Linked DNA regions of Mus musculus: regions 1 and 2 are each linked to region 3. Evidence: chromatin loops called from intact Hi-C (ENCODE). Cell type or tissue: left cerebral cortex. All regions are shown on one strand.

Region 1 (8,000 bases), 1.1 Mb after region 3:
CAGGTTAATACAATCTAAAAATTTACAAAGTTATCTTAAATATTTAAAAATTTATGTTTATGAATGGTTTGCCTGCATCTATGTCTGTGTACCCTATGGGCCTGATGCCCATGAAGGCCAGAAGAGAGCATTGGATACCCTGGAAACGGAGCTACAGATATTTGGGAGTTGTCATATTGGCACTGGTAATTAAAGACAGGTTCTCTGTAAGAGCAGCACGTGCTCTTACCTGCTGAGCCATCTCTCTAGCTTAATTTTTACTTCTAATTGCATGTGCACATGCATGTGTGTCTGTATGCATGTGTGCATGTGTTTGTGTATGTATGTATATATGTGGATGCATGGGTGCATGTACATGTGTGCATTTGTGTGTATGTGTGTGTACATGTGTGTATGTAAGCATGTGTGTATGCGTACGTGTGTATGCATGTGTGTTGTGTGTATATAAATATGTATGTATGCATGTGGTGTATGTGTGAGTCTGTGTGTGTGTGTCTCTGTGTGTCTGTGTTTTGTGCAGGACTATCTCTAAGCTAAGCTGTCACCATCATCAGATCAGTTGGTTCTGCTTGCAGAAGATCATTATAACTGGGCTTATTGGCTGTTGACTTTCCTTCATAGAAGGAAGGCTGAAGAGGATCATGTGACTCTTAGTTGAGTAACCACACGCTCCTAACAGTTATGTGCATTCTGCCCTAATTCTGCATGGCCTCAAGGAGATAATGCGTACAGGCTGGGAAGTACTAGGGAAGAATCATGCATTTCTCTGGCTGTGGGTGGGTCGTTTATGCTGGGTACAGACTTTCTAGTGTGGCCTTTTGTGGTATAACCACCCAGACTACTGCAACTAGTGTAAGAAACTGTAAACACTACTCTTTTCTGTTAAATACTATAAAACGTTGGTTTATGACCAAGATTCAAAATCTTTTACACCCCCCCCATTTTAAAAAACATTTATTCATTAAAAAAAAAACTTCTATACCTGATAACACTTTTATTTAAAAGAAAAAGGTCCTACAGCATTCTTGGAACTTAAGTGGCTGGCTGGCTCTTCCCCATCATCCTTCATATTCTCTGACTAGTTCTTTTAAAACTAGCCAATCACAAAAGACTGTGAGGTCAGACTCTAGCCAATGGGGAAATGGCAGTCACCGCAGACATTAAAGTAAAAACCAAGCACACTTGCTGTCCCATGTGCTTGCCCTTTGTTTGTGAGTACAGCAACCTTTGGACCAGAAGCAAAGGTTTGCTCTGTCCAGACACTAACTGGAGCAGTGGTCTCTTTCTTTTTGGCCAAGCATGTTTCTGATGGCAACTTCTTAGCTATACTCTGTAAGTCCAAAGGACTAAGCCGTTCTCCAGGGTGAGCTCTGGTGGAATTGTACTTGGTTTGTCGTTGGGACTTTGGAGAAGGGGAAGATGCTTATACCTCTCACTGGACAGGAATATTAACAACGTGTGTGTGTGTGTGTGTGTGTGTGTGTGTGTGTGTGTGTGATCATGCGTACAGGTGAGTATGGGTACCTGTGGAGTCCGAAAAGGGGTCAAACCCAGGTCCCTGCAGGAGCAGTGTGTGCTCTTAACCATTGAGCCATATCCTTCATTCATACACACACACACATACACACACACACACACACACACACACACACACACACACACACACACATATATACATACATATATTTTTTTTTTCATTCCAGGGGCTGGAGAAATGACGTGGTCAAGGATACTGACTGCTCTTCCAGAGGACCAGAGTTCAGTCCCCAGCAACCACATGCAGCTAAAAGTCAAGTGCAACTCCGAGGGATCACATGCCTTCTTCTGATCTCCTTGGGTGCCAGGCATACACCTACGGTGCACAAGCACACATATGCAGGCAGAACCTCATATGCATAAAGAGAAATAAATATGTTTTTAAAAGATAGTGGGTTAGAGAGATGGCTCAGTGGTTCAGAGCACTGGCTGTTCTTTCAGGGGATCAGTGTCCAGAGCCTGTCTTATGTAATTGGCTAATAATACCAAGTGGAACAGCTTCTCGGGAGAAATGAAATTTGAGCACAAATTTGATTCAAGAAATAGCTGCCTTAGGTGGAATTTTCACCAAATGAACCTTCCTTCCTTCTTCCCTCTTTTTCTTTTGAGACAACATGTCTCACTATGTAGCACTGGCTGGCTGGGAACTGATTCTGTTGACCATACAGGCAGGCTGGGTTTGAACTCACAGAAGTCTGCCTGCCTCTGTCTCCTAAGTGCTGGAATTAAAGGGCAATTTGATATGATTCGTGTTATGGGACACACTCAGAATCACTTCTGGGATGTATTATCAAAAATCAGCCTAGGTTTGCTCCTCAGACTCTGAAAATGAGAAGCAACAAAGGAATTCTTATTTTTCTGGTTTTTAAAAAAGTATTATTTTTTTAAAGATTTATTTATTTATTTTATGTGTACGAGTACACTGTAGCTGTCTTCAGATACACCAGAAGAGGGCATTGGATGCCATCACAGATGGTTGTGAGCTACCATGTGATTGCTGGGAACTGAACTCAGGACCTCTGGAAAAGCAGTCATTGCTCTTAACCACTGAGCCATCTCTCCAGCCCCTCTTATATATTTTTTTATTAACAAAATTTGGCCTTCTTTTCTGCTCCCAGGTTGGTAACCCTGGCTGCCCTAGGGTACACTGGATTACAACTGTATGCTACAATTAAACCTCATTTGTCATAATTTAGGACAGGTTCTCTATATCCTGCTGAGGCTGCTTGACTGGAAATGTCCATCATAGACCCGGATGGGGCTCTTTGTGAAAGTGTCACCTTGCGAGGCTCACCCCACCTATTTACTCTCTGCCGTCCGTCCGTGTGTAGTTGAAGATGTGATCTCTCGGTATAGAGGGCATAAGGACCCGGTACTCACAGAGCAGCACTAAGAGAGCCAGGAATATTAATCACACAGGGTTCCCCCTCAACAGAGGAGATAAAACCAAAACCTGCATCCCATCCAGAAGGCTGAGAGTGGGATTATTAACAACCTGGTGACCGTTTTGTTCTCTGAAGGGACAGACCTCACCCAAACTCCCCAGAATAATTATTCCTGACTCTTCCCTCCCTAGGCCATGCCCCACCCATGGAAAAGGCCATTATCAAACCTACAGGAGACAACACAAGGAGCTTCCAAAAAAACAAAAACAAAAACAAAACCCTGCTTTCTTTGAGCCTACCCAAGCTGAAACCATGTGCACCCATACTAACCTTGACTCCGAGATTATAGAAAGTCAAGCCACTCTGAGACTACATCTTACAATTCAAGCGTCTTCTGAAGCCCGGGCAGAGCCGGGCAATGGTGGCACACGCCTTTAATCCCAGCACTTGGGAGGCAGATGCAGGCGGATTTCTGAGTTCGAGGCCAGCCTGATCTACAAAGTGAGTTCCGGGATAACCAGGGCTACACAGAGAAACCCTGTCTCGAAAAACAAAACAAAAAAACCAGACGTTGGGGCAGAGTAAGATGTCTTACATACTCTACAAGACGAAAGCTTCAAAAAACGAGTCCAGCGACTCCAGAACCCTTTCCCTACTTTATGAGACACAGTCTTCGAGGTCTTTGCTAGTTGACGAATCATCATCATCAATCGTCAGAACAGCTGAATGAGGAGAGAGCCAAAAGACAAACCCAACTTAAGGCCACAGCTATAGCAGCTGCGCCTCTCATCTCCGCAAGTGCGAAAGTGCCATCTAGCGGCCATCTGGTTTAGTCTTCGAGACTTAAATAAGCCTTGGTGTGAGGATTCTATCTAGTCTGAAATATGCTGACCAGTTTATTTTAGACTAGAATGACCAAAAGATGCCGGGTTACAAGCCTCCCCAAGAACCTAACGTGCAAAGTGGGGGATGCTGGAAGCAACAATTTCCTTCTTCGTGAGGGAGAGCCAACCTCCATCCAAGGGCCTTATTGGTGACCCTGACTTTGTCCTGGGCTGCGAGGATCCTAATGAGAAAGGGGCCTTACACCTTTTTGACGACTGACAGAGTTCTGAGGCTCCCATAGTCTAAGTCTCTACAGATGTGAACCTCAGGTAATCCTGGATGTGATAGGGAAGGAACAAAATTACATTCCTCATAGCACGAGAGGGGTTTATTCAGCTCTAAGCCCTCCTCCAGCTTGACCTCGTGGCTGGTCAGATCCTCTTTTTCCTGGCTTTGATGTCAAGCCTCAGTCAGCTCAATTTACATCCTTCTAAACCTTATTCCTTTCCTAGGCAGGGACATCCCATCTAGATTTCAGGCCAATCGGAAGTTTTTTGAGACTTCAGAAGAGGTTCTCATTCCTTCTTAGTCTCCAGGAACAGTCACTACTGAAGCTCTGAGCCACCATGGAAAAACTTGGACCATCTTACTGAAGACATGTGAACAGGCTCTAAGTACTAAAGAGAGAGATGGGCTCAGCTGTCCTGTGCTCCACCATCCCTGCCAAGCCACCAGGCATGGAAATGCAGTCTGCCTGGAACTGCCAGTCTACCCCACCTTCTTGATAAATACTAAGTGATCCCCACACAGCTAAGTCTTTCCTGAGCCACAAAACTGAAATCTAACTAAATAATTGGTGTTTAAGGCATTACATTTGTTTCCATAAAACAACATGTAAATAATAGGAACACGGGTCTATGTAGGATAACATTTTGTTGAACATGCTTGAGTTCTGGAACAAAATCCCAGTATATTTACAAGACAAAAATACCAGTTCAGAGCCAGGCATGGAAATGTACACCTGTAATCACAGTACTTGGGAGGCTAAGGTAGAAAGATTGAGAGTTCCTGACCAGCTTGGAGTATAGGCAAGACCCTACTTCAAAAACAAACAGCACAACAACAAAAAAGTAAATAAAGAAAATAAAACCCCCAAGCAAAACAAAAAACAGTTTAGAGAATTTTGTTTAGGGTTGGTGACCACAAAGTGCTCCATAGATGTGCTCCCAAAGAGACAAACTTAACAGTGAAAACAAAGAAACAGACAAGCCGGGTGGTGGTGGCACGCATGCCTTTAACTTGGGAGGCAGAGGCAGGCTGATTTCTGAGTTCGAGGCCAGCCTGGTCTACAAAGTGAGTTCCAGGACAGCCAGAGCTATTCAGAGAAACCCTGTCACGAAAAACCAAAAAAAAAAAAAAAAAAAAAAAAAAAAAAAAAAAAAAAGCCAGACAAAATGACAAGAGACACTGTTTAAGATAGCTGGGACTGGCGCTAAGATCCCGCAGCAGGCAAAGAAGCATTTATTTATTCAACAAGTCTATAAAAACCCATTAAGAACAAAAGCCTATGGCCAAGCTCGGGTCCGTTCCTGCTTCCCTCCAGCTCACCTGGGCCGGGGCACCACTCCAGGCTGCGATGGCAAAGAAGGCAGGGCTTCCTCTGTTGTCTCCTGAAGGAGGGCTGCTGTGAGTCACGTGGGGAAGCAGACACCAGCTACCCCTGTAGCACATACTCTGGCTCCCAGTGAGTGAACCTGGCCAAGGAGTCTGGGGCTCTGCTTCTCTCCCCAGCCCCTGTCAGGAGAGCTGTAAATCATATCTAGACAGTATTGCCTAATCGGGGGTTACTTAGAAGGAAGCTGATACCCTGGATCGGAAGGAAGTTATGGATGGTTGTAAGCCACCATGTGGGTGCTAGCACCTGAACTCAGGTCCTCGCAAGAGCAACTCCTGCCCCTAACTGATGACCCATCTCTCCAGTTCTTGGGGACGGGGTGGGGGTGGAGGGAGGTGTCAAATTTTTCTTTCTTTGCATGGCTTTATGTAGTTGTCCTGTCAGAATTCATTGAGTGATCTATTCTTTGCCTATGAATGGTCTTGAGTTATTTGTCAAACATCACCTGACTCTACGTGTGAACAGCTGTTCACATACATTATTCTATTATTCTACATTATTCACATACTCTATTTCACCGACTCTTCACCTCTCTTTGTCTCACTGCTATGCTATCTTGCTTATCATGGTTTTCTACTAAGTTTTAAATCCAGTGTGAACATTCCTTTTGTTTTTAACAGTAAAAAAATATTTACTTCTGTATGAGTGTTTTATCTACATATGTGTGTGTGCATCACACATGTACCTGTATGAGTGTTTTGTCTACATATGTGTGTGTGCGTCACACATGTACCTGTAAGAGTGTTTTGTCTACATATGTGTGTGTGCATCACACATGTACCTGTATGAGTGTTTTGTCTACATATGTGTGTGTGTGTCACATATGTACCTGGTTCCCTAGGAGGCAGAGGAGGTGGTTGGGGTCCCTGGAACTGGAGTTACAAAGAGCTGTGAGCTGCTGGGGTGGTGGGGGGAAGGGGCAGGGGAGAGACAGGGGAGGGGGAGGTTTTCTGAGAACTGTATCCATGTCTTAACTCTGAGCCATCTTTCCAGTCCTGAATCTTTTTAAGATTAGTGAAACTTTTCCTTTTCAGAACTGGTCACCTACTGTAACCAGACAGGACTTCCTGTGAAGAGAGAGGGGCATCAACCCACCCACAAAACCTTCAACCCAAAATGTGTTCTGCCTACAAGATACACAGGGATAAAGATGGAGCAGAGATTGAGGGGACGGCCAACCAGTGACTGCCTAACTCGAGACCCATCCCATGGGAGAGAGCCAACCCCTGCCACTATTGACACTCGGCTATGCTTGCAGACAGTGTGACTCCTTGACAACAGTGTGCCTCGTTATGGTTTTATGAAACCAGTTAACAGTCTTCCTCCAAGGTCTCTGCTTCAGTCCCTGCCTCCAGGAAATGCCCTGCTTGTGTTTCTGCTCTGACTTCCCCCAGTGATGGAATGTTACCATGGAAGATAAAATAAATCTTTCCCACATCAAGCTGCTTTTGGGCATGTTTTATCACAGCAACAGAAACCTAAGTCTCATTGAAGAGGCTCTAGCCAGCCTGAGCTAATTAACATGCCCAATTAAAATTCAACAGCTCATTCCAACATAAGGTTTCCCCTTTCACCCTTATAAACTACCATTTGCCTGTGGGCCATGTCTGTCTCCTCTCTATTCAGAGGTAGTCTCTTATTCCCCTAGGACAGATATCCCTCCCCTTTCCTTTGTTCCCTTCCCCTTTTCCCTCAACCTCCTTCTTCTTCTAACTCTGTCTCTTATTATTCCGGCCCTCTGTCTCTCTGGGTTATGCTAAGAACTTGGTTTTGGGGCACGCTGTGCCTATACCAGTCCTTTCACGCATGGTCTGGCCTCAGTACCCCTCCATGATGGTTACCATTGGCCAGAGTGTGACACAGTTGACTTCTAGATTCCTTTTTTTTTTTTTTAAAGATTTATTTATTGTTATATGTAAGTACACTGTAGCTGTCTTCAGACACACCAGAAGAGGGCATCAGATCTCATTGCGGATGGTTGTGAGCCACCATGTGGTTGCTGGGACTTGAACTCAGGACCTTTGAAAGAGCAGTCAGTGCTCTTACCTGCTGAGCCATCTCACCAGCCCCTGACTTCTAGATTCCAAAGGACCTTACATTAAGGCAGTGGAACGGAACCTGAGGCTCTTGCATTCGACCCTTTCTCTTACTGCTTCGGTTACATCACTTTTCATTTCAGGCTCCAGTTCTTCATAAAAACACTCCCCAATTGTTTCCTAGATCTAATCCCACTCCTGATTTGCTGTGGTCATCTCTCTCTCTCTCTCTCTCTCTCTCTCTCTCTCTCTCTCTCACACACACACACACGCACACGCACACGCACACGCACACGCACACACACACACTTGTCACCACACATGTCTCACACACACAAACGCTGCTTTCTCTCATAAGTGTATGCTGCCTTTCCGCAACTAAAGATCAGCCTCTCCGGGGGTGGGGCTGGGGACCCGAGTGGGGGCGGGAGCGGGGGCGGGGCGGGGGCGCTGTCTCTGTCTGCCTGCTGGCGAGGACAGCTGCCAGAGCTTCAGGCTTTCCTTCTCAGCAAACCTGCTAAGCAAACCCTCTGCTCCTGTAGA
Region 2 (8,000 bases), 320 kb before region 3:
TTCCCAACACCCACATGAAGGCTCACAACCATCTGTACAGCTACAGTGTACTCATATACATAAAATAAATAAATAAATCTTAAAAAAAAAAAAAACCTACTACAGGGGCTGAAGAGGCGCCTGGTGGTTACGGGCATTTGCTGCTCCTGCAGCGGAACCAGATTTGCTTTCCCAGCATCCGCGTGGCTGCTTCCAACCTTCCTTAACTACAGTTCCAGGGGTTCCAGTGTTCACGTCTGTCCCCCACGAGCACCAAACATGCATGCGGCACATACACAGATAGAGAGGTGGATATTGATTTATAAAGAGTGAGAGACCCACCCATTGCCTAGCAAACGCATGTTCCTGGGTTTACTGTAAGAACACATCAATTTGCCTTCACAATAACCCAGGAAATTGCCCCTGTTTTGGGTAAGAAACAAGCACATTTAGTAACTGTCCCAGGGTTGTAATGAGTACTTATTTACAAAATCAGACCCCAAACACAATACAGTTCCATTGGCCTGCAGGTTACTGTTGTACATTGAAGTAAACCCCATAGAGCTTTCTCCCCTACCTTTCTAAGCAAAAGAAGAAAGGCCACTGAGGTGGCATAGGAGACTGGCAAGGGGAAGGTTCTAGCATGGGAGACTGGCAAGGGGAAGGTTCTAGAGTCAACTTGCCTATATCAGCAATCTGCCATTCAGTTGCTGTGTGACTCAAATGAGTTGTTTAATCGTTCTCTTCATCTCAAAACTAAGAAGAAAGGCATGGGACACATCTGTAATCTCAACGTGCAGAAAACTGAGGCAAGATGGTTGTAAGTTCAAAGCCAACCTGGACTACAGAGTGAGACCCTGTACTGGCTAGTTTTGTGTCAACTTGACACAGCTGGAGTTATCCCAGAGAAAGGAGAAGTGTAAGCCGAATAAGCCCTTTCCTCTCCAACTTGCTTCTTGATCATGATGTTTGTGTAGGAATAGAAACCCTGACTAAGACAAATTGGTACCAGGAGTGGGGTATTCCTGTGACAACTTGACCTTGTTTTGGGGAGGACTGTGGAAGGACTTTGGAACTTTGGGCCAGAAGATCCATTTGGTGTTAAGAGCTCTGTCAGATGTTGTGTAGGAGCTTGGAAGATAATGTTGAGAACAGTGCAGAAGATGGAGGCCTGGCTTGTGAAATTTCAGAGGGAAGATTAAAGACTTTTATCAGGGCCATTGCTATTTTGATTGTGAAGATTCTGTGGTTCTGGTTAGCTGGGGCTGAAGAATCAGCTGTGATTAACAAGATACCAGAACTACTAAAGAGAAAACTTTGCATTACTGGGACTGTTGATGCTGGTTAGCTGGAGCTAAGAAATTAGCTGTGATTAAGAAGAGACCAGCATCATTGAGGTGTCATCTTCTGGGAAGTGTTTTCTGAGTGCACAAAGAGGGTGTGTTCCGGAGATAGCCAAAGTTGTACCTCGTGCAGCAGCAGGACTTGTTAATGTGTAAGAGTCAGCCAGGTGGTACTGGTTTTGAAGAGGTTATGCAGAGCAGCTGAATCTCGGCACTGTGACGGGCCATGGAAGGCCGTTGATGAAGGTGCAGCCTCAGCTGCAATTGATGGCCCAGGACTGAAGGGGTCATGCAGTATTTTGGAAATGCCAGGACCATGAATGACCACCAAGAGCAGCAGCAGCAGTGAAGTACAGGTATCTGGAGCCTGGAGGAAAAGCTGTGTGCTACAAAAGACAGGGCTGGAGAAGTGACCCAAGCCCTTGGAGGAGCCCAGAAGATCATGAATTGGATCCCAGACATTGGACAGTTGGAGTTTAATTTTTGCTTTTGATTGTGACTATGCCCTGATATTTTTCCCTCTTGAAGGAAGAAATTATTTTAGTGGAGCTCACAGTTAAGAGACTTTCAATTGTAAAAAGACTTTGGGTTGTTTTTTTTTGTTTTGTTTTGTTTTTTTTAGTTTTTCCAGACAGGGTTTCTCTGTGTAGTCCTGGCTGTCCGGGAACTCACTTTGTAGACCAGGCTGGCCTCGAACTCAGAAATCCGCCTGCCTCTGCCTCCAAAGTGCTGGGATTAAAGGCGTGCGCCACTATGCCCGGCTTGACTTTGGGTTTTAAAAGAAATGGATATTTTAAAGAGATTGAAATTTTAAAGTTATTTAGATCTTGGGGATGAATAAGAATGTAAGGGTTGAGACTTACTAGTGATGTGTTTGTGTTGACAAGGGGTCAATTGTACTGGCTAGTTTTATGCCAACTTGACACAGCTGGAGTTATCACAGAGAAAGGAGCTTCAGTTGGGGAAATGCCTCCATGAGATCCAGCTGTACGGCATTTTCTCAATTAGTGATCAAGGGGGAAAGGGCCTTTGTGGGTGGGACCATCTCTGGGCTGGTAGTCTTGGGTTCTATAAGAGAGCAGGCTGAGCAAGCCAGGGGAAGCAAGCCAGTAAAGAACATCCCTCCATGGCCTCTGCATCAGCTCCTGCTTTCTGACCTTCTTGAGTTCCAGTCCTGACTTCCTTGGTGATGAACAGAGTATGGAAGTGTAAGCCGAATAAACCCTTTCCTCCCCAACTTGCTTCTTGGTCGTGATGTTTGTGCAGGAATAGAAACCCTAAGACAGACCTCTATCTCAAACAACAAGAGGAAACCCAGACGAAGTAACTAAAATAAGCCCTGAGGGTCCTAACACCATCCACTTCAGATAATGAAACACAAAAGCACTTAGTGGGGCATCTGGCACATGATAAGTGTTCAGACACTGTTGTGAGAACCACAGAGACAAATGATCTCCGCTTTAGGGATCTCCAGATCCAATGGGCGGGGAGGGAGAAAAGACTGATGGGTGGCTACGCCACTAGCAAACCCAGGGGGAGAGCTCCACCTGCCGCATAGCAAGAGGCAGACCCCACTGTAGCAGCAGCCAATTAGTGCACTCTACTCACCCCCGACTACCCGCCCCAATATTCTGGATTCCCAAGTAAAACGCACACACACACACACACACACACACACACACGCACACACACGTGCATGCACACACGTAGCCTAATATTTAATATGCCTTAAATAGCTCAGTGGATGGGCACATCCAAACATCCCAAGGGTAGCACACTCTCCCCTCTGATACTCCTGAGTCATTACTTACTAGAACCTATATTCCATCTTAGCTGCCCCAAGAAATTCTGTGTGCTTTAAGATTGTGAAAAGGCCCGAGGCCAGTCTTGTCTACATGGTGTCTCAAAATCAATAAAAAAATTTTTTTAAAGACAACTATCTGTGCAAGTAAAAGGGGGGACCTGGAGGGATGGCTCCGTGGTTAAGGACACTAGCTACTCTTACAAATGGCCTGGGCTGGGTTCCCAGCACATACCTGGTGGCTACAACCACCTGAACTCCAGTTTCTCCTATTCCTTGGAACACAGATGGGAGGGGGGAAGAGAAAGAGAGAAATCGTGCACTCCGAGAAGGTGAAGGGGAAGAGCAGGAAGAGAGGCGAGAGGAGAAGGAGACCAAGATGTCTGTTTTATATAGGAAAGAGCTTGGGGAGGGGGAGCCCAGCCCCTGCCCCTGGGCTGGAAAGTTCAGGGTTGGGGGCAGGGTTTGCCAGGAAGGGGCCCGAGGGATGCTAGGAGAACCTGGACCCGTGTAAAGCATACCAAAGTGTGGAGGGGAGGACAAGGGGAGGAGGGGGAAGGATGGAGGGTACTGAGGAGGACTGGGGAGGGGGAGAACAGAGGAAAGGGGACAAGAAAGGAGCCGGGCAAGAAGGGAAATACGAGGAGGGACAGGATGAGAAGAGGAGAGGGGGAAAGGTGGATAAGAAGGAGCAGTTTTGAAATCCGACTGACTTGGTTGGATCAAACACTATTCCCCTGTCTTTAGGAAAGTCAAGTGACATCCCTAAGCTTACACACACACACACACACACGCACACACGCACACACAGGCCCCTTAAGGACCTGCGATGAGCACTGAAGGAATATCCTTGTAAAGGAAAGGCAGACCCTAGACCAGAGAAAGCTCAGTTCAGCGCGCAGCGGCTTCCGGTGGAGCTTGGAAGCGGAGCTGCGGAAGGATGCTGCTAAGCAAGGTGATTCTTCAGGCCAAAGAGGCCCAGGTCCAATGGGTGCCGGTTAAAAATGCAGCCCAGGGCCCACTGTAAGCTAGAGTCTATTCAGTGAGGCCTATGGCTAGCTGGGCCACAGATGTCCTGCTCACAGGTCCACCAAGTCCGCAGTCACAAACACACAGGGAAGTTCTTCAAAAGTGGCCCCTGGGTCAAGGGGAAATCGCTGTTCAGAAGTGACTCTGATGACCTCTTTGCTTGAGGGAGCAAACCTCCAGATTAGATCTGTGGTGGAAGGAGGGGGGAGGGGATGTCTATGTAGACCAAAGGTGTCGAATCCCATGGATCCCTGGGTGCTGGGACTCAAACTCAGTTCCTCTGCAGTTCCTTAGTTACCGAGCCATCTCTCTAGTCCCCTACCTAGGCTAGCAGCTCTCCTCATACCGAGGGGAGCAGAGGGCACTAGCTTGGGTGTGGAGATGCTGGGGGTAAAGAAGGAGATGCTGGTGTGCAACAACTCACCAGATTTTCTCAGGTTTGGCTCAGAAGGTAGGCTTAGATTCTCCACGGATCAGAGCTGCATTGGCGCGATGCGACCAGCAGGTGGCGCCAAGGGCGTAGGCGATTCAAAGCAGAAGCGTTTCCTTCAGTTGCTAGTCAGTAACTGACAAGTTATGAGGTGCAAAAACCTCTGAGATGTTCTCTTTATCCTCTAGCTCCAAGTCTGAGCACCACATTGGCAGGAGGGAAAAAGAGGAAGAGAACTGAAATATCCTCCTTGAGGAAACTATCGGATAAACAGGAGTTTGTGCCTGTACTCTGAGGATTTCTGTAGGTTCAAAACCCCAACCCTAGCAACCTAGCGAGTTCCAGGCCAGCCTGGGCTACAGAAGAAAACCTTGTCTAAAACAAAAAAACAAACAAACAAAACACCCCCCATCCGACCCCACCCCCAAAAGAAACAGAAACGAGGGGCCTGGCTTGGTCTGACCCAACCAAAGACCCAACCAACTACGGGATAGGCAAAGCCAAGCCTTTTATTATGCAAAGGTTTTGTTTGACCAGTGCAGGGTGCAGAACCAACCCTTAAACTAAGTGTGGCTTTTTCAAAGGTTGCACAATTAGCCCAAGAGCTCATATCGCACAAGGTCGAGAATCACCAGCCGCGATGCTTGTTTCCACATTTAAGTCATTTATATCCATCCCTCTTCATGACTCTGGAAATAGCCACATGAACCCTGAACACCTAAGGTGTTCTTAGTCTTGTTGTTTTGTTCTGTTTTTTTTTTTTTAAGTTGAGTATAATTGCAAGGGAAACTGTTTCTTGCCATAATAACTCTTCTCAAAACAGAAAAGAACAAAAACTAAATGCACTGGAGTTACAATTTGTTTCAGTCTGTTTGCCATTGAATTAATTACCTGACATTATCAGTGATGTTGTTTCCACACTGTAGGGCAAAGAGGAGCTTAGCTCTTCCGTAAGAGGAATTTAGGAATTCTAAATAAAAAGAAGGCAGAAGTGATGAGGAGGAAGAGGAGGTGAGGCAGAGAGAGAGAGAGAGAGACATTCTTTCTATCCTATCCATTGCAAAACAAAAGGAATCTTGGTGGTGACCTGGCAGCTCCGAGCTCAGCCTTCCTGCCACATGTGAACGCTTCAGGAAACATCAGTTATTTTTACTAGGAAGCTCAAGGGGAAGGGCGGAGACCCAGCTTCCTGTGAGACTGCCTGACCCTGGTGTCTTAGGCCAAGTATTCTAGCAACTTGAGGAGCCGCGTTCCTTACCACCCCACCCCACCCCAGCTGGTTGATTGCCTCTTCCACAGGCTCCCACCTCTTCCCTTGCTGTAGTGGAGGTGACCTGTGGCAGGAGCAGGAACAAGACAATGGGAAGGGACAAGGAGGTGCTAGTGACCCTTTACTAAACCACCTCGGGAGCCTATGTGCTTGAGGAGCCCTGGCCAATCAAGGTTCGGCCTCGGGAAAGCACACTTCACTCCCATCTTGGTTTCTCAGACAAAGAGGGGTCCAATGAAATTCTGCAGCAAATCCTACTGCAGGCTCCTCACAGCCCCAGACCCGGTACTGCTGCCGGGAGATGCTTCAGAGCTTTACCTCAGCACCTAGTCTCTTTTAACAACAGTTGGGGTTTGTTACCTGTCTCCTATGACCCAGGGATAGAGAAGGACTGTAGAGTCCCTTATCCTACAGGTCACAGGTCTCAGTCCTAAGGAACCAAGGAACCTCTGTCTCCTCAGGTCCACAGGGAAGTCCTGAATAGCACAATATGCCGTGCCTGTTCTTACTGTCACTTCCTAGTTGTGAGGGTTCCAAGTGAGGTACTTCATTGCTATAAGCCTCTATTTCTTTGTCTGTAAGATGGGTACAACCCCACCTTCTAAAAGTTGTTGGGGCCATGTGAGCTCACTCAGATAAAGTTGAAACTGTACAACAGTATTCTGGGTACTAGCATATACTCCAGCCCCTACCCCAGGCAGCTCCTCTTATGCAGAGGTATCTAGGGGAAAAAAAAAACTTGTATGTCTGTGCTCAGGGAACAAATTTTATGCATCTTCTGTTCTAGTTTACTTTCTATTACTGTGATAAAGGCTATGACTAAAAGTAAATTGGGAGGCTGAAGAGATGGCTTAGGGGTTAAGAGCACTGTCTGCTTATTCAGAGGTCCTGAGTTCAATCCCCAGCAACCACATGGTGGCTCACACCATCTATAGTGTGATCTGATGCCTCTTCTGGCATGAGGTGTACATGCAAATAGAATACTCATACATTAAATAAATAAATAAATAAATAAATAAATAAATAAATCTAAAAGCAAATTGGGAAGGAAATTACTTATCTCACCTTAGAACCCTTAAAACCCCAGGTCCTACTCCATCACTGAGAAAAGTCAGGGCAGGAGCTGAAAGCAAACGGACGGTAAGAACTGAAGTGGAGACCATGGAGGTCTGTTTACTACAGCACTCCTTGTGGTTGCTTGACCTGCTTTCTCGGACACCCCAGGACCACCTGCTCAGTGATGCCATGGCCTACATTCCAAAATAAAACAAAACAGCCTCTCTCATGTCAATCACCAATCAAGAAAACAACCCACAGACTTGCCTACAGGCCAAGCTGAAGGAAGCATTGTCTCAGTTGAAGTTCCCTCTTCCCACTGGCCTGAGTTAAGTTGTGTAAACAAACAAACAAACAAACAAACAAAATCGATCCCTCTCGGGGGCGAGAAGACATATGTGCACTGTCTACCCAGCAAAAGTCCCACATCAGAAAAGCTCTTCACATCTTCCAAGGGACTATGGAGTTTTCTGCCCTATATTACAGACATCGCTTTCTTTCTGCTCCCCTTCCAGGAAGATGTGTTCAGCCAGTGTCAGTACCTAGATCACAGGCTGCATGTGAAGTCTGCCATGTGAGGTAACTGGGATGGCTATTCTTGGTTGACCACATCTGGAATTAACTAAAAATCCAAGTGGCTGGGCACACCGGTGAGGGATATTTTTCTTAATTAAATCAATTGCAGTGGGAAGACCCATCCTAAATCCAGATTTTATTTGATTTTATTTATTATCTAAGGAGGGAAGGCCCATTTTAAATCTGGGCCAACCCTTCTGCTGGCAGACTATGTAAAAGACATGGGAAGAGAAACCTTTTGATCATTGCCTGCTTGTTCTTGCCTGTAAGTCCAGCCCTTCCCTGGCATTAGAGCCCTCTTCAGGATTCCAGTGCACGCTGAGGACCAGTGGAGACATCAGGATCCCGGACTGAACAGCTACTGGATTCTTAGACTTTCTGTTGGATGCCAGCCATCTTTGAATTAGCTGGAGCACAGCCTTAAGCCATTCTAGGTCCCTTTTTTCTATAGAGAGATTCATTCTATCACATCAGTTCCTCTAGGGAACCCTGACTAATTCAGTAGCCTACACCAAA
Region 3 (8,000 bases):
CACAAAAGGAGAAGGCCAGCACTGTGCTGGTTTCCTCATCGCACCTTTTATTTTGTCTGGGTGCCCATCTATGGGATGGTGTTACCCACATTTACGTGGGTTCAGTTAACCCCCTCTGAAGAAGAACCCCTCTATTGCACAGCTGTGTTTTGATGTTCTCCTCAATAAATTTAAATCCAGGCAAGTTGACACTGGAGAATAATCAATACACATGTGAAATGCATCTAAGAAGGCCCACCTCATGAGGAGAAGGATGAGATAGATAGATAGATAGATAGATAGATAGATAGATAGATAGGTAGATAGATAGATAGATAGATAAGAGAGTGAGCGAGCGAGAGAGACAGAGAGACAGAGACAGAGAAAGGGTGCCCTAAGGCTCCACTCTATAAACATGAGGCTCCACTTTTTTTTTTTTGCTATCTACATTATCAGTGTTCTGGATTCTATGTTTATTTTTTTTAAATATTGTTTATATTTATTTAGTTTTATTTTCTGTATGTGAGTGTTTAGCTTGCCAGTATGTCTATGAAGCATATGTGTGGCTGATGTTCACTAAGTCCAGTTGAATCCCCTGGTACTGGAGTAACAGAGGGTTGTGAGCCACCATGTGGATGCTGTGAATTGAACTAAGGTACTCATTGTGAGTAGCCACTGTACTTAATTGCTAAGTGATCTCTCTAGCCCCAAGCATTCTGGGTCTTTGGAGATCCATAATAGGTTAACAAAGTGTTCTGGGGTCACAGGTTCCCGCAATGTGTATTTTAAGTGAGTATGGGGTGAAAGTATACTCACTGTGCAATGTCCCTCTGACCACATAGCCAACAGCGTGGCCATGTGTCGGTTTGGCTGTGGTTGGTTAAATACCCAGTGGCTGAGAGCCAGCAGGTCCACAGGGCCTGGGCAGAAGTTGATTTTCTTTTTTTAAGAACAAGATGTATGTCTTTGCGGCTCCTTTACACATGGAAGATACAAGCTGTTCATTCAGGTGGTCCCAGCAGGAGGTTGCCGCATCCCTGGAATATCAGCTGACACCCAGAGGTGACACACTTCATCCTCAGTGGCACCATTGATGGTTCACATGTGATTTATTCATCCATTGCTAAGAAGTGGTGGGCCTTGGTGACTGCTGACCTAGGTTGTAAGAAGGCTGCTTATAGGGCTGGAGAGATGGTTCAGGAGGTTAAGAGCACTGACTGCTCTTCCAGAGGTCCTGAGTTCAATCCCCAGGAGCCACATGGTGGCTCACAACCACCTGTAATGGGATCTGATGATCTCTTCTGGTGAGTCTGAAGAGAGCAATAGTGTACTCATATAAAACAAACAAACAAACAAACAAACGAATGGCTGCTTATAGCGTTGGATACCTCTGGAAGCAGAGCCCCAGCCCTCTTCTCCTCTGTGTGATTGACAATGGCCATTGTGTGTGAAAGGTAGGAGGATACGGACTTTCCTGGTGAGGACTCAGAAAATGGAGAATCACTGGCTTCTTGCCCAACAGGCAAACCCTCCTTGGGGTATTAATTGGGACCCCTCTGGCTGTTGGATCCCAATTAATAACTGCATGGGATCTGCAGCACAGGCCTGGAGTACCCGTAGGTCACACAGGTTATTCCTTACCACCCAGTCAGGCAAGGTTAGAAAAGAGCCAGATGTGGAGGACGGTAGGCAGTTCTCTTGGATGCTGGGCTACTCAGGCTGATCTGTCCCACCTCACTGAGGTACCCTTGAAGACTGGGCAAGGTCATGTTATACAAGAACACTCTGCAAGCTACAATGTGCCCCCCACCAAAAAAAAAAAAAAAGCAAGGCATAGTTTGGTTAAAACAATGACAACGATGATGATGACGACGATGACAACGACAACAACAACAACAAACCCAGTCCATTAAAGTGGTCAGTACTCCAGCAAGCAATGCACTGGGCTCCATATTCTTTAGTGTGTCTCCATGTGACTCATTCTCTTCTCACTAGTCAGACACTGGGACATAATTAGGAAGTAAACAGGGATGTGTTTAGAGTAGGAGCAAGCAGGAGGAGTCTAGGCAGGCCAACCAGTGAAGCAGCTGAAGTCCAGCATCTTCACCATAGCATCTGCTTCCTTGGAACTCAATGCAGGGACTGCAGTTTTTCCACTGCAGATGGCAGTGGCTGCTGATGCTGCTGCCCTGCTGTTGCTGCTGCTTCTGCTGCTGCTGTTGCTGATGCCCTGTTGTTGTTGTTGTTGCTGTTGCTGTTGCTGTTGCTGTTGCTGTTGCTGCTGCTGTTGCTGCTGCTTCTGCTGCTGCTGTAGCTGTTGCTGCCTCTGCTGCTGCTGCTGCTGCTGCTGCTAGTGCAGTTCACTGTAAAGGAAGCAAAGGTGTGGATATGGGAAGACTGGAGCATTAAAACTGGTCTGATTTTGAGTGGTGGCTCAGTTGTTAACAGCACTGGCTGCTTTTTCAGAGAACCCGGGTTTAATTTCCAGCATTCACACGGCGGCTCATGTTACTCCAGTTTTAAGTGATCTGATGCCCTCTTCTGGCCTCTGCAGGCACCGGGCATGCATGTGATAAACAGATATACATGCAGGTGAAACATTCATACACCTAAAATAAAAACAAATACATCTGAGAGAGAGAGAAAGAGAAAGGGAGGGTGGCGTTCTGCTCCCCACAGTACACTGAGAGTAAGGGACATTCCTAGAGACAAAACGTTAATTGACCCCCAACCTTCATCTTCCCTTATTCTTCCTATTTAACTGGACACTGGGATAGCTACTGTCTAAAATATGTTCTTTATAAAAGTCTTCCCAGTAGCTATGGCTCATGGAATGGAATGGGGAAGTCCAGTAAAAGTTCTGGGTTGGAGCCAGTACAGAAAGAATGTTGATCTTGTAGACACCGTCTTACCTCTGGCTTTACTTCTGGCCACTTTCCACTTTCTGGCGGCACCAAATGACCACAAGCTCCAGGACCATGGCCTACCAAGTTCAGAAATTCTCAGTCAAGGTTTCAAAGTAGGGTATTTTCTCATTGGGTTAGCTCAGTCATATGCTCATCTCTGAACCAAGCATGTTAAGCTATTAGAAGTTGGATTTGCCAGGCCCAGTCACTCCTGTGTGGGAGGACAGGATCAGCTCCAAGTCACATGGACTGAATGGAGGGGTTCCCTCTCTAGAATCGCGAGGCTTTTGCTATGAGCAGGCTATGGATGCCGGCAGGCCCCTCAAGGGTGTTGGCAGATATTGAAATAGAAAAAGAAATGATTTTCAACTTCTAGGCAGAAGATCTCTAGGGGAAAAAATGTGTCAACGCATTTTTATTTGTTTTCAAATTGTGATCACCAAGTTCCTCAAAATTCCACAAGAAAAATGAATCCAGTAAGCTAATAGTCTCGCATAGTTTTTCACAGTAGGATAGAGCTGCCTTTAAATGATACCCTGCCTGGGGGTTTTGATCTCTGGAGACACGAAGTAAGCAGTAAACAAGTCAGCAGGCAGTTCCAGAGCAGTGCCAGGAGGTGTCGACAAAGAGCTGAGCTGAGCTTCCATAGAGCTCGCTTGCCCAGCGGACTTGCTGCAGATTCCCTAGAGCGGCAGCAAACAAACATTTACTTAGATAAGAAGGATGGGGTCGGAAGAACGTTCAGTGCAGAAGGAACAGTTTTGCCTGAGGGCGATGCGATCTCAGAACCGAAGAACACGGTCTACACCGAAGGCGGGGAAATGTTCTCATCTTCTTCCGCCCGGAGGCGTCTCCAGTGACACCTGTTTCTTTTTGTGGGGTATTTTTTGACTGTAAATCCTCATTCTCTCTCTCTCAATAGCTATTTTCCCTGTTACTTTTTTTTTTTTCTTCAATCTTTTATCCCCTTTCGTTACTTTCGGAGTCCCAAAGAGCAATCGAAGGGCCCTTCTAAGTGCCATCCTATCCGGCTTCTTCCAAGTCCAGAGTTGTTAATAGAAAATATCTGTCCCTCCCAGACCTATTTTGTGGCAATGGCCTTTGTACCAGAACGCCCTCCCCAAACAGCCATCATCCTTCAGGAGGGTCCTCATGTTTTACTCAAGCTGGCCAGCAGATGGCAGGTTCTTCCTAGTAATGCAGGAAGGCTCCGTAGACTCAAAACTGCAGTGATCTACACGGAATCCGGACAGAAAAACGCAGATCCCTGAGTCAGAGGATGGGAAAGAGGCTACTGCCACCGATCCACAGGACTCCACCTACCTCCCCAGCCCCGATCTCTTCCATCAATCTCTATTTCTGGGATTATTTTCAAAGTCAGCAGCAGCTAAATCACTCAGAGCAAATTTATTAAAGCCACTCTGCAGTGGCTGGTTTCAAACTCACTATGTGGTCCAAGCTGGCCTTGAACTTGTAGCTCCAGTTCTAACCTTTCATGTGGCTGGGTATATGTATGGGCCACTATGACTAACAGACAGTTCTCAGAACAAAAGCAGTTTCCACCTATGTGATACTCTGGTGCCAACTCTTCAGACTGTCAAATTCTTACATAGGGCTGGTGGCAAGAGCCTTTACTCACAGCACTTAGGAGGCAAAGGCAGGCAGATCTCTGAGTTTGAGGCTAGCCTGGTCTACAGAGTTCTAGGTCAGCGGGGGCTTGCCAGAAACAAAACAAAACAAAACAAAACTGACGTCCTAACACATTTTATACACATCCCCTTGTCTCATCTAGATAATTTGTGTTAGAAGCAACCTTACAGATTACCAGTCTGAGAGCTGACCTGTCTGTCGTCCATGTGCCTGTGGGCTAGAACAGAAAAAAATGTCATTATTTTTACTAATGGAAATTTAGCATTTTCCCTTTATCATAATGGAGGTAATCAAATACATCATATCCACGACCTTCACGAGGATGGCGGCATCAATGGGCGTTCTCAAATCTCATTTGGTTGCCCCAGTTTTCACAAACCTCACGTGTATTGATGCTTTGGACTCTTGGTGGTCATTAGACCTCCTTCTAGATTATGTTACTTAGAGCGTCAACACAGTAGATTATGTTTCATAATATCCTGCCTTGTTTTTAACATAGCACTCTTTTAGTTTAATTGGTTATCTGTAATTCTACATATCGTGTCTTGGACATTAAAAAAAAGGTTTTGAAAATACACTGGAGAATCAAAGAGGCCCACGGCATGGGAACAGATTAATAACAACATTTATCTGATATAAATAAATAACATTTATTCTGATAGAGGGATCCTCACTCTGGCAGGAGGGGTGTCTGGCTCAGAACCCCATCACTGGCTTTGAACAGACTTGTCTGCACTTTGATCTAAGACAGAAGAAGAAAGGACCAGAGGGACAGGCAAACATCCAATATGGGGGATGTAGCTCTAAGGACCCATGTCCTGCTCCAAGCTTCTTATTCTGTGTCAGCCACCCCTTGTGTCTGTAGCTGGGGGTTGGGCTGGGTGAGGTGAGGTGAGTGTCAGTCAGGGTTCCCTTCTCCAAGGCTAAATAAATAAATAAATAAATAAAGCCAGCCCCCAACTCTGCTCCATGGAGTACATTTTCCAGGGGGCTGCTTAGCCTGCTACTGGGAATTTGCAGACACTGGTCCAGGACCTGGCCTTTTTATGGATAGCGTATCTAGCAGTTGACAAATCTTTTACTTCAGCCATCTTTGGGTTTAGTATTTTTTTAATATTTATTTATTTATTTATTTATTTATTTATTATATGTAAGTACACTGTAGCTGTCTTCAGACACTCCAGAAGAGGGCGTCAGATCTCATTACAGATGGTTGTGAGCCACCATGTGGTTGCTGGGACTTGAACTCAGGACCTTAGCAAGAGCAGTCGATGCTCTTAACCGCTGAGCCATCTCACCAGCCCTGGGTTTAGTATCTTTAGATTAGCAGTATACATTTAGAATTTTTAAAAAAAAATGCTGTGTGTTTTGCACATGGTACCTTATTTATTTATTTATTTATTTATTTATTTATTTATTTATTAGATTTATTTATTACTATACATAAGTACACTGTAGCTGTCTTCAGACACACCAGAAGAGGGCATCAGATCTCATTACAGGTGGTTGTGAGCCACCATGTGGTTGCTGGGATTTGAACTCAGGACCTTAGGAAGAGCAGTCAGTGCTCTTACCCGCTGAGCCATCTCACTAGCCCCTACATTTAGAATTTTTAAAAGAATGAGAAAATATAGCAAAGTTTCCTTCCGTCCTTCCTTCCTTCCTTCCTTCCTTCCTTCCTTCCTTCCTTCCTTCCTTCCTTCCTTCTACTCTTGCTTTCTTCTTTTTTCCCTGCCTCCCTTCCTCCCTCCTTTCCTCTTTCCCTCCCTCCCTCCCTCCCTCCCTCCCTGCTTTCCTCCCTCCCTGTCTCCATGTCTTCCTGCCTCTCAGCCTTCCTGCCTTCCTGTCTCCTACCCTCCCTCCCTCCCTCCCTCCCTCCCTCCCTCCCTCCCTCCCTCCCTCCCTCCCTCCCTCCCTCCCTCCCTCCCTCCCTCCCTGTCTCCCTGTCTCCCTGTCTCCCTGTCTCCCTGTCTCCCTGTTTCCCTTCCTCCCTGCCTCCCTCCCTCCCTCCCTTCCTCCCTGCCTCTCTCCCTCCCTCTCCTTCTTTCTTCTTTCATCTTGCTTTGTATCCCAGGTTAGCCTCAAACTAATAATCTTCCTGCCTGGTTCAGTCCTTCTTGCTGATATAGGAGTGTGCCACCATGCCAGGCTATAGCAAGGATGCCTGACTGTTCTTCTCATTCTGCAGTGCGTGCTCATCTCTCACTCTCCCAGGCGTGCTCATTTATCTGAGCCTCTGCTCCCTGATCTTGGATGCGCTCAGATACTGAGTGAGGTGGGAGCTCATCTCTTCTGCTCCTTTATTCAGAGATCCACGCCCCCTCTGTATCATTCTGCTCCAGAATCTGACCTCAAGATCCAATTGATGTAGCACCAAAATACTGTCTTAGTAGAAATCCATCTGTGCTTGGCCTCGAATGAAGATGGAGGCAAATTGGGCATCCTCCTTTGGTAAGCTTGCCATATCTGGGTCTGTTTGGAAGACTTTGAAAAGGAGTCTGGCTGGGCTTAGGAGGCATCCTGAGGCTGTTGTGAAGATCAAGAAAAGGGTTTTATAAATGTCAAGCGATATTATTAGCAGCGATTTGCATTCATAGAGAAGGGAGGGAGGCACAAGAAGCGAGGTACTCCCAGCACCTGTAAAGAGAACCTTCCCACATCCAGCATGATTCTCTTGAAGTATCCATTTTACTGCCCAGTTGTCCGGTGGCCACATTTCTGGGTCCCTTCAGGGCATGGAGGGAAACATCAGGTTTATTGCTGGCAGAGAGATGCAACCAAATTTCTGTAGGAAATGTAGAAGCAGGAAACATCCAGCAGAGGGAGGAATTGGCAGGGATAAGCAAAGCAGAGACCTGACAGGTCTTAAATAGAGTGGGCCTCTGTGGTCTCTGGGGAATATGTTCCAAGACGCCCCAGTGGAAGCCCAGGGCAGCACTGGACGCTGAGCCCTCTATTATCTGATGCTTCTACCATCACATGAAAAAAAAATTAGATGCAGGAGTTAGGCACAGTAAGAGAATAACCACAATAAATAATAAGATGGAACAATTCATACATCGTAATAAAATTGCCAGCATCACAGCTCTTGCACTTTGGGTCATGATTAAGCAAAATAAGGATCCCCTGAGCATAAGCACGGTGACTCTGTTGACAATTGATCTGACAACTGAACCAGTTACTAAGTGGCTGACAGCAGTGATGTCTACAGTCAGGGTGGTCCGAGCTTTCTCACACTCTTCAGAATGGGCTCCAATAAAACAAAGTGTGAAGCGTTTGCTTCTAGAGTCTTCCACCTAATATTTTCTGTTGACTGCAGGAAAGCTAATCCACAGCAGGGCCACAGCAAGAGGTATCCCTACAGGCCACGGGTGCTTGGCAGAGGTCTTATGAGATGTCCAACAGTGCTTGAAGGTAGCTAAGGTAGCTAAGGGGAGCTGTTTCTAGGATGGTGGCTCTGGTCAT

The links. Peaks named below come from ENCODE experiments on the same cell type or tissue, not always from the same donor. Only the 100,000 strongest peaks of a DNase experiment are listed, where the experiment ranks them.
Region 1: a loop joins it to region 3, with 4 times the contacts of the local background. A loop is called at or near these places in 16 of 42 quality-filtered maps.
Region 2: a loop joins it to region 3, with 3 times the contacts of the local background. A loop is called at or near these places in 22 of 42 quality-filtered maps.

Annotation. Positions count from the first base shown.
Region 1 is chr8:85,452,464-85,460,463 of GRCm38, reverse strand. No RefSeq gene overlaps it. Among named protein-coding and RNA genes, the nearest start is that of 4921524J17Rik, 24 kb to the right of the region's middle. In left cerebral cortex, a CTCF peak has its summit at 3,748 (motif pointing left); DNase peaks (open chromatin) are centred at 3,716, 6,859 and 7,962.
Region 2 is chr8:86,899,960-86,907,959 of GRCm38, reverse strand. No RefSeq gene overlaps it. Among named protein-coding and RNA genes, the nearest start is that of Gm33391, 17 kb to the left of the region's middle. In left cerebral cortex, a CTCF peak has its summit at 4,652 (motif pointing right); a DNase peak (open chromatin) is centred at 4,651.
Region 3 is chr8:86,581,353-86,589,352 of GRCm38, reverse strand. No RefSeq gene overlaps it. Among named protein-coding and RNA genes, the nearest start is that of Abcc12, 19 kb to the right of the region's middle. In left cerebral cortex, CTCF peaks have their summits at 2,543 (motif pointing left), 3,495, 4,068 (motif pointing right) and 7,335 (motif pointing right); DNase peaks (open chromatin) are centred at 3,539, 4,072, 6,889, 7,328 and 2 more places; H3K4me3 peaks cover 598 bases; H3K27ac peaks cover 804 bases.